2 separate regions of the Homo sapiens genome follow, and region 2 is linked to region 1. Evidence: chromatin contacts called from ENCODE Hi-C or POLR2A ChIA-PET data. All regions are on one chromosome and are shown on one strand. Each heading gives the region's core, a stretch centred on a gene start or an enhancer-like site at or near the end of the contact. The rest is flanking DNA. Distances are from core to core; before and after follow the strand shown. Region 1 has its middle 13 kb from the start of GLRX5. Region 2 overlaps C14orf132 (chromosome 14 open reading frame 132).

Region 1 (4,777 bases), core at 1,397-3,896:
GGGCTGTGACCGAGGTCGGACGGAAGTGCAGGGAAAGACCAGCAGACCGCGGGAACTCGCTCGTAAAGCACTTTGTTTACTTCCTGCTGTCTGGAATTTCAGAGTGAAGTCCAGTGGGACCTCTGGCCTGGCCACCTGTCCGCACAACACACGGGGCCCAGGAGGCTTTCCCTGGCATCATTTGCAAGGAGGCATCATTTGCATTCACCTTCCATTTGTCTGACCTCAGAGGTGGGACCCTCTGCTTCCTTCACATACTTGATAGTGGATGGCCAGGGGCAACTTCCAAAATTCCTGGCCTCCCTGGCTCTTTCAACAGGCAACTGAAGCTCAAATTCAGTTCTTCTCAGGGCTGCAGGGCGAACACTCTGGACACCACAGCCAGAGCTGCACTAAGCGGCTGCACTCACTGAGCCGGCCCTCCGAAGGGTGCTACAATATGGATCTGATCACAGCTCAAATTCCACCAGGTAGTGACCTTGGACAAGTAACCTGACCCCCTCCCAGTCTCTGTGTCATCATCTGAAAGGAAGAGAGAATATCCCACATTTGCAGATCTTTGGTGAGAAACAAATTACGGATCTAAATGCTCAATAATTGTTTGACCCTTCCCCCTGTCTGCTTATACCAAGTAAGCATCCACCATAAAATCCAGGCAGCCAGGTGTATTAGTCTCCTTTTGCCGCTGTAACAAATGACAAGCTTAGTGGCTTAACACCAATTTTTAATCTTACAGGGCAGGAGGTCAGAAGTCTAAAATGACTTTCACTGGGCTAAAATCATGGCCTGTGTTCTTTCTGGAGACTCCAGGGGAGAATCCGTTTCCTTGGCTTTTCCAGCTCTAGAGACTGCCTGCGATCTTTGGCCTGTGGCCCCTTCCGCCCTCTTCAGAGTACATCACTCCAACCTCTGCTTCCCTCCTGCCCAGGACACCTGTGATTACATTAAGCCCACCCAGGTGATCCAAGACAATCTCTCTATCTCAAGATCCTGAACTTAAACACAGCTTAAACTTACCCCAGGTAACACAGTCACACATTCCAGGGATTAGGACATGGACATCCCACCACACTTTGTACGAAGTGCACCTGAACTGAAGTAACTTAGTCAGGTGTAACTGACACTGCCCCTTGCCCTCTGCTCTCCCAAGAATCATTTTAAGGAGACTTTACTAAGGAATCATGGAAAAAAGTTAAAAAACAACTTAAAGGCCAGGCGCGGTGGCTCATGCCTGTAATCCCAGGGCTTTGGGAGGCCCAGGCGGGTGGATCACGAGGTCAGGAGTTTGAGACCAGCCTAGCCAACATGGTGAAACCCCGTCTCTACTAAAAATACAAAAAATTAGCTGGGCATGGTGGCAGGTGCCTGTAATCCCAGCTACTCAGGAGGCTGAGGCAGGAGAATAGCTTGAACTCAGGAGGCAGAGGCTGCAGTGAGCCGAGACCGCGCCATTGCACTCCAGCCTGGGTAACAGAGAGAGACTCCATCTCAAAAACAAACAAAAAACAAAAGAATTTAAGAAGCCAGAATAACAGGAAGTGTGCTGCTAGTTTCCCAGGATTACAATTTACTTGTAAATGTACTGAAGAACTCTGAAGTTCTCCTTGAGATTTGAAATATTTTAATACCTATGTCAGACTCTGACAGCACCCTAACGCCCCCAAGATCAGGGCAAGGGGTGAGGGGTATCTGACACCCAGCTGAAGTCTCAGCCTCTGCCCAGCCTGGGTCTGGAGCCAGAAGAGGTCCCCATAGACTCGGGCTCAGCATGGCCTCCCCAGGAAGGTTGCTTCATCGGTGGTGGTGATGATCAAAGCTGATAGCTTGCTCAGGACTAGTGAAGACACATCAATAATCTGGAAATACTTTCCATATTTGCTCACCAAATTTCCTAGGAACCGGCGAACATTTCTACCTCCTTTTTCTGGCAAAACGAATCCCTGTGAAAATGGCTAATGAGGTACAGTAGAACCCAGTGTCACAATCCTTGCTACTGCTAAATTAGAATTAGCTCAAGGTTAAACTGCATTCTTTGAAGCATAACTCAACACAATAACTGTCTAACATATCGGTTCAGAAAAGACTCTCCACTTTGGTATGAAATAGAAGCAGTATTTTTAAAAATAAAACTCGGTGGCAGTAAGTCAAACTATAATCGTAGGAAAGATACTTTACAGGGAATTCTTTCTGGCTGAAGGCCCTGCCGTCCCCTAGGGCTGCTGGGCAGTCCACTGATAGATCATCACAAGGATTAGATCTGTCCTTTGCCTTCAACAATGAGTCTCTATGTTCCAGGGGCAACCAAACATGAACGATGTTGTGTTCATCAGCCTGTCCTTCTCTGCTCCCTTAAACCCTCCGAACGGTGGTGGATACCACAGCGCGGTACCAAGTCCAGGTGTAATCCAACATTAACTGTCAAGGTCAACTTACAGTGAGAGCTCATTATGAGCCATGGTCTCGACAGGGTGCTGTCATCTAAGCTTGTAACACGCCTGAGGTCGGTGGCATCTGCTATTTGCCCACTTAAGCAGGAAGGGAGGTTACTAAGTCGTCTGAGGTCAGTAGCACACCCAGCAAGTGCTGGGATGCAAACCCAGGGAGGGTGACTTGAGTCCCGGCTCTTAGCTACTGCGGTGTTGCGAGGCTGTAACCTGTAATAGCCTAACATTTCTTGTGACTAATCCAAAAGGAATGAAGAAAGGAAATTCTTCACTCTTTTCTAAATGTATTTTTTGGGGCACTCTGTATGCTGGCCAGAGGGGATCTGAATAAAGCCAAGTAACAGGCAGTTAGGTCCTGGAGTGATGAACAAAGAACAGGGCTGTAGAGTGGATTAAAGGGTCTGTTCCGTCTGGGGTCAGGGAAGGCTTTCTGGGATAGGAGAGACTTCACTGTGACACAACCGGGTGCCCCGGGAGGTTCACAAGGAGGAGAATAACATGGCTATTCTGACTGAATCCAGGATAGGGATCTTTGAGGTGAGGTGCACCTTCAGTGGCATCTCTGCCCTAAGGGAGACTCTGCCCTCAGCTCACCTGCACTGGGCTCCCAGGGCAACCGCCAAGAAAACAATGCTCCCCTCACGCAAAATGCCCACATAGCTTTCAGACCTAAAGTGATGCTACTCTCAGGAAATAAGACAGGAATGTGGCTTTACAAGAGTCCACCTGGTCACCCCATGCGTCTCTGTAAGCCCCTGGACCTTAAAATGGCTTTTCTCTTCACCATTCCTCTGCTCTGCTTCATAGTAGCTATTATATGGTTCTTAGGCACAATTTAAAGCTGCTTTTTAGATTTACTAAACAATTCTTAAGTGGAATGTTAAATTTTTAAAACAATCAGTGTTTTGTGTGGCCATCCCCTAATATATATCTTTTCCTGTCGGTGGCTCTCAGGAACCCACATGAAAGCTTTCTCACCTCACATTTAAATTTGTTTCTGCTGGGCGCAGTGGCTCATGCCTGTAATCTTAACACTTTGGGAGGCCAGAGTGGGAGGATCGCTTGAGCCAGGAGTTCAAGACCAGCTTGGGCAACACAGAGACCCTGTCTCTAAAAAATAAAAAAATTAGCCAGGTGTTGTGGTGCACATCTGAAGTCTCAGCTATTCAGGAGGCTGAGTGGGAAGGATTGCTTAAGCCCAGGAGGTCAAGGCTGCAGTGAGCCATAATCAGGCCACTGCACGCCAGCATGGGCAACAGAGCAAGACCCTTTTTCAATCAATCAATCAATCAATCAATCAATCAATCTGCACCAATGAAACCTTGCCGACACAAGTCATTCCTCTACCCTTAGCACAGTCCCTCCTGTCACAAACAAGGGACCTGATTTCTCAAAATATAATTTATGTCAAAATATCTAAGTAAACCTAACAAATGTAACAAGAATTCTCTCTTAAGCTGGCTGCTATGGCTTGAAAAGTTAAAGGAAAGCTTCGGTTCCCAGATTCTACACAAGTGAATTAAACACTGCCAACAAAACGAAACCCAACTTAAAAGTTATCTTCTGTCCTAAGATATCTCTAAAACTCATAGCTTAATGAAGCAGAATGCCATTTATGTAACTACCAATCCATGAAAAAAATAAAAACTACCTGAAATCATAAAATGTTTAATCTTCTAAAATAACTTGATTTCTAAGGGTCTAATCACACAGACCCTGAAGCTATGACAAATATCCAATATAATCACACTAATACAGGCCTAATGTATTTTAAATAGGTGCATTTAAACCCGAGAAGCAGTCCTTGCATTTTAAATAGGTGCGTGATACTGCTGTTTGCACAAGGAACCTCTGTGTCTCTGCTCTAATTCTCACAGTGAATTCTAATTATGCAGACCATCAAAATTATTCAGACTTACACTAGATAGCATCTTCAATTTTCTACTTGGTAGAGATTTGTTAGGCATATAGAAAAAAATTATTAATTAACTCTGAGAAAGAAGACTTACATTCCTCGTAGAGCCCAGTGATTCCTTCAACTTATAAGTTCCCTAGTGACTTTGATATGATCTCACTATGACTCATAAGCATGAGTCAAATTATTCACTTGGCAGCCTTTTCCTAGCTCCAATCATATTCTAGAGAGGTTTCTTACATTGATGCTTCCCATCAATAAGTTTCTCATCATTTCGCTTTTCAGATGAAACCTAAGGGCACACAGGCAGATTCAAGGAAAAGCCAAAAGAAGCAAAATTGTGAAAACGTATCACACTCCTCACTAGATGTGATGGCAAGGGACAATTTTGCAGACCCGGCCTCTGGTCCACGGCCTG
Region 2 (5,355 bases), core at 2,382-4,881, 540 kb before region 1:
CCTCTGCATGCCTCAGACTCCTCATTTGTAAAACGAAGATTAAGTGAGTTAACATGTGTGGAAAGAGCTCAGAGCTGCGCCAAACACCTCATAAGTGCTATACGAATGTTTGTTACTATCAGTGAACTAATAAGGAAAATGATATGGTCCATGTTCCTCATAGTGTTGAAATGTACCGGGCTGGTCATTTAGGTATCATTCACTCATTCACAGAATATCGGATGTTTGCTAGGAGCCAGGCACTGTGCTGGGTGGTGGGGATAACACATTGAATAAGATAAGTTTGCTCTTAGATGGCTCAGATAGTTGGGAAAACTGAATGTAGCTTCCGTGATTTGATTTGCTACAGGTGTGATGATAGAGTGGTATCAGGAGGGGATAGGGAGGAGGGGACCTGTCCTGCCTCGGTGGGGCAGGAAAAGCATCAGAATGGAGGTGACGCTGGGGCTGAGCCATTTAAAGCTGAGTAGATCATCTCCTTTGCATAAAGCACAGATGAGAACCAGACACAGAGGAGTTCATGTTTTCTTCTTTTCTCTTTTCAGTTATCATAATAGAAAATGACAACAGCAGCAACGCTAACAAAGTGAGATTTCACAGATACATTTTTACGTCTTTTAAGGTTAGATATTTTTAATCAAAAGAGCACAGCGAAATCCTTTATTAAGAAAGAGTCTTCACTGTAGAGAAGTCAGTGATCGCATGGTGAAACCAGGTGCTTGGGTAGCAAAGGACTCCAAGAATAGTTAAAATACCTTTTATGAAGTCAACTGCTTACATTTACAAGTTGATCATGAAAACATCAGTAAGACACAAAAACATTTCCGATGCTCTCGGCATGAAGAATTGGTATCTGGAGAGTAGCAAGTTATAATAGTAAGGTTTCTGCAAAAGATTAAATAGTATAAAGAATATTAGTATGCCTTCAACTGGCAGAAATAGGACTGGGCACGTGGAAAAAGGTCAGAAATAAGAGAAGATGCAGATTTGCTCAAAGGCTGCTACCCAGCACTCCCATGCCCACCCCATTCCTAAGCTCTTCCCCAAGCATACTCTTCATATGCATTGGTGAGGGGCCAGGTCCCTGGAGGTCCCAGAGACACAAAGTTAAGGGTAGGGAAAAGTTCAGCCCCACACTCCCATCCACTTTGTAGGGCTTTCTCCCTCCAGTCTGGGGGTCCCCACAAATGCCCAAGATGGTGGAAACAGTCACATGGATTTCTAAGAGACCACATGACATGCTGGGAGTTGCAGATCACTGTCCTCAGCTCGCATTATTTGAACGCAGGGCAGTGACCATGATCACTGCTGCTGCTCAGAAGAGCTTTAATTTACTCAATGACTCACAAATGGGGAAAAGTGGAAAGCATGCATAGTTTCAGAATCAGAGATAGGATGGCCAGCACAGGGTCCCCTGACCTCGGCACTATTGGCATTTTGGGGCTGGATAATTCTTATTTGTGGGGGGCTGCCCTGTGCATTGTAGGATGTTCGGTGGCATCCCTGGCCTCCACCCATGAGATACCAATAGCAGTCCCCACCAAGCTGTGAGAATCAAAAATGTCTCCAGACATTGCTGATGGCCCCCAGCCCTTCCTTGAGAACGACTGGCCTCATGAAAGCCACCACTAAGTCTCCTAGTGAAAACTCGATAGTTAGGTGTCCTGGGCTCAAGACCCCTGTCTCCTGAAAAGCTCCACCTGGCAACACTCTCAAGCCTCTCAGAGATTCATTTTCCTCAAGTTAAAAGGTTGGAAGCTCCCTTCTGCCAGCATATAGAGCCCTTGTCAGAACCATCTGCATTGTTGGGACAACGCTTCGAACGGCAAACGCAGTAATGGTGTGGTTCTTTAAGAAACTGGGAGAAAGACAGCCAGTGAGACAGATACAGGGGACACAGGGGTGTTGCTCAGCCACGTGGATGGGGCTCGGTGTGGAATGGGCTCTGATTCCCCCAATAATCGAGGCCTGCAAATTCCCTGCAAATATGCTGTGCACATCTGTCAGGATTTATTTCCAAGGCAGAATGGGGCTCAAACCTCCTCTTGGGGAGGCAGGAAATCAGCTTGAAAAAGGACCCAAGAGCAGATGACAGCCTTGCCAAATGTCTGGATGGAGCCATCCGGGCAGGCGCGAGGCTGCCGCCACGGTCAAAAGACCAGCATCCAGAATCCCCCGGGGACCGCACCACCTACGCAGCCTCTCCGAGGACCAATGTCCACGTCATTCTCTGCTCTTTTCTATCTTGATAATAAATGCATGACTTCTACAGTGACTCAGAACACATCATACACTTTTATTTCAGAATTTATGGCGTCCATTTTGTGTACTTTTTGGCTCTTCCATTCTGCTTCTGGCAGTAACTGTTTTCTCGCTCCAGGGAGTCTTTGATCGTCTTCAGTCATGAAGATTTGCATTGTTTTGTCCTTTGTCACTTTCCCTCTTCCTCAAAAAGAAACCCAGTAAATGCTCAAGGTCTGAGCTCAGAAGGACGCGCTGGGAATGAGAAGGTGCTGTGATAATTCTGGTTATCCAGATTTTTCAGAGAGGTCCCTTTTCCTGCTTGGAAGCTGTGGGCTCTGTCCTCTGGGTTCTCAGTACTCAGTTCAACCACCTTCTCCTCCATCCCTCTCCGTGAGTGACCATGGTCAGGGGCCTGTGGAGTGGGCCAGGGTGGGTGGGGCTGGGGCAGGTGAACATAGAACATTCAGGATCTGGCTGTTCCCTTTGGCTCCCTGAGCAGAACTCCCTGGGCCTCCCTGTCATAGCAGCTCAGCCCAACCCTGGCACTTGCTCGGGGACAATCACTGGGCATCTGCCAGGACGAAGCAAAGCGGGCCGATGGCAGCTGCAGGGAGCACAACCCACCTCGGGGCTGGGGCAGGTAATCCCGGGCAAGCCCTTTGCTTCCCACTGAACGCACAACGTGCTGGACCACGGACCCCTGGGCCAGGAGCCCAGACACTTGTCAGCTCTCCACTAATTTTCCACACGGCCTCAGCTGCTCTCCCCGAAAAATTAAAGGTCTCGATTAGATGCTCTCTAAAGCCTCTTATCACTGTGAGGTTCTGGAACTGATAAATCCCTGTGCACTGCCGCCTGCCCCTTTCCTGGACTTACACTTGAATGTGGCAATCTGGCTATAAGCTCTTCAGGACCAAATCTCAACCCCAGCCTCCGAGGCCTCATATCCCGAGATGGTCCATCCCAGGGGGATCACCCTGGTGGGCATGATGCAGGGTGCCTCTAGAGCTGACAGAACTGGGTCTGAATCACAGCTCCTTAGCTGTGAGCGTTCAGCCCTGGCCTCAGTTTTCTCCACAGAAAAATGCGACAGTAATTAACGTGCATCTCTCTGCATCCTCATTCCTGCCCCCAGGGGCAATTTGAGAAGTAAATGAGACACAAATAGAGCAACAAAAAGATGTGCAAAACTGGCACCGGTAAGAATAATAACTGGGAATAATATTACTGCTAATAATGAAGGCAGATGATGCTTCTGAAGAAGGAAAGTGCCATTTGTCTTGCAGGGATCAGGCAGCAGTGCTGACAACAGACAGACTCCACTGAGCCTCTTCGGTCTCCAGGGACCCACTTCAGGAGACGCCAGAGTGGTCTGGCCAGCCTCCAAGCCTTCCAGCTGAACCGGGGCTGGAAAAGCATCTGCTGCCTTTCCAGCGAAATGCTGCTGCCCCTCCTCCCATCCTTTCTCCCTCAGATCCTGGGGGATCTGAAAGGAGCGAGAATCATTTCTCTCTGGGGGGTAGAGTGGAGCAGGGAGTCTTATTTGCCTCTTGACCTTGATTTCATGGGAAAGGGGAAGGACAGCATTGGCTTGGAGTAGGAAGAGCTGCGCCATCATCCTGCCTGGGTCCCTGGAAGCACAAGTCCTCTTAAGACAGGCCTGGCTACAGCGGCGTCTGGCCTCTTCTCAAAGACCTTCAGTGGTGGCCACTCACAACCTCACAAAGCAGTAAGTTGCTCTTTTTTTTTTTCTTTTCTTTTTTTTTTTTTTTGAGACAGAGTCTCGTTCTGTTGCCCAGGCTGGAGTGCAGTGGCACAATCTCAGCTCACTGCAGCCTCCGCCTCCTGGTTCAAGCAATTCTCCTGTGTCAGCCTCCTGAGTAGCTGGGATTACAGGCACATGCCACAATGTCTGGTTAATTTTTGTATTTTTTGTAGAGACAGGGTTTCACCATGTTGGCCAGGCTGGTCTTGAACTCCTGTCCCTGCCCGCCTCGGCCTCCCAAAGTGCCGGGATTACGGGTGTGAGTCACTGCACCCAGCCTAAGTTGCTCTTTTGAATCACCTAATTGCTTGTAGAGGAGCAATGGAGGGGCACACAGAGGGGTAAGCACAGAGAACATTCCAGAAAATGCAGGACCCTTTCTCTGAGGCACAGCTATGTAACAGGCAACCCCACCCAGGGAGAAGCCAGTACAGAGGCCCCAGCTAGAGTCTGAATGAGGACGATCCCTCTCCCCTGTCCTGGGGAGCCTGGGGTCACCTTGCAGAACAAGATGGTCCCAGGACTCTGACTCTGCACTTCTGGCTGTAGTGAGCCTCTTTCTACGTGTGGGTGCTTCTGCTGGGCTCCTGGGTGTTGGCCAGGGAGGGTCCCCTTCTGCCTGCATCCCAAGAAAACCAGTCTCTGGGAGCTTCACCGGGGCCTTCCAAGGAGACTTGAGTTCAGTCTTAAAGAAGGGGGCAGGCCTTGGGGACCGGCACCCCTGAAATCTGGGCAGAGAGAGAGCAGTGGGCGGGAGGTTGAGCATGTTCCACTCTGAGGACAGTCAGGGACCTGTGGAAGCCAGAGCTGGCCCAGGCCACACCATGACGGGCATCTTGAGAAACAGCCTCTGCAGATTCAGGGCCTTGTGTAAATGTGCCCTGGAGGTGCCACCCAGTCACAGAAGGCAGTACAGTGTGGCAGAAGGCAGTACAGTCTGGCTCTAGAGCCCAACTTCCCAGATTCAAATCCTAGCTCATCACTTTCATGCTGTGTGACCTCAGGAAGGCAACTTCACTCCTCTGAGCCTCTGGTTCCTCATCTGTGCACTGGGGCGATGATGCTGTGTGGTGATTGTAAGGAGTTAGTGTGCATGCAAGTCTAGTGGCACCTGGACACAAAACTTAAGCAGTGAGGACCGGCATCTTTTTCCCCTTTCCAAACTGCTAAGACGGACCCCGGCTGAGGCAGGAGGGAGAGTGCAGCTCGCTGTGGCCAGAAATCCAGCCTTTGCTCCTTAATCAGACACTAATGGGCATATCTATCTTCATTGTTATTTGAGAGATGCTGGTAAAAAAAAAGCTGATGAAGAAACCACAGGAGACCAAGATGGGGCAACCCCGAGG

Evidence for each region. A loop is a pair of places that touch in the nucleus more often than their neighbours do. ChIA-PET counts read pairs that join two places held with the same protein, here RNA polymerase II (POLR2A).
Region 2: a loop to region 1 is called in a map of IMR-90, with 2.4 times the contacts of the local background. The contact joins two enhancer-like sites. A Hi-C loop is called at or near these places in 1 of 168 maps with a recorded cell type or tissue (IMR-90) and 1 of 37 single-sample maps with no recorded cell type. POLR2A ChIA-PET finds 5 or more read pairs at or near these places in 2 of 52 experiments (H1 and MCF 10A).

Annotation. Positions count from the first base shown.
Region 1 is chr14:95,545,733-95,550,509 of GRCh38, reverse strand. No RefSeq gene overlaps it. Among named protein-coding and RNA genes, the nearest start is that of GLRX5, 13 kb to the right of the region's middle. RefSeq lists an enhancer at 1,852-2,727 and a cis regulatory region at 4,401-4,691. Within about 2 kb of position 2,646, at least 4 of the 41 ENCODE cell types and tissues checked have a DNase peak (open chromatin) inside an H3K27ac peak, as active enhancers do.
Region 2 is chr14:96,089,052-96,094,406 of GRCh38, reverse strand. It overlaps C14orf132 (chromosome 14 open reading frame 132), which reads right to left. Exons shown (of 2, transcript NM_001252507.3): 2 at 436-5,355. Among named protein-coding and RNA genes, the nearest start is that of C14orf132, 52 kb to the right of the region's middle. RefSeq lists an enhancer at 2,065-2,234. Within about 2 kb of position 3,631, at least 3 of the 41 ENCODE cell types and tissues checked have a DNase peak (open chromatin) inside an H3K27ac peak, as active enhancers do.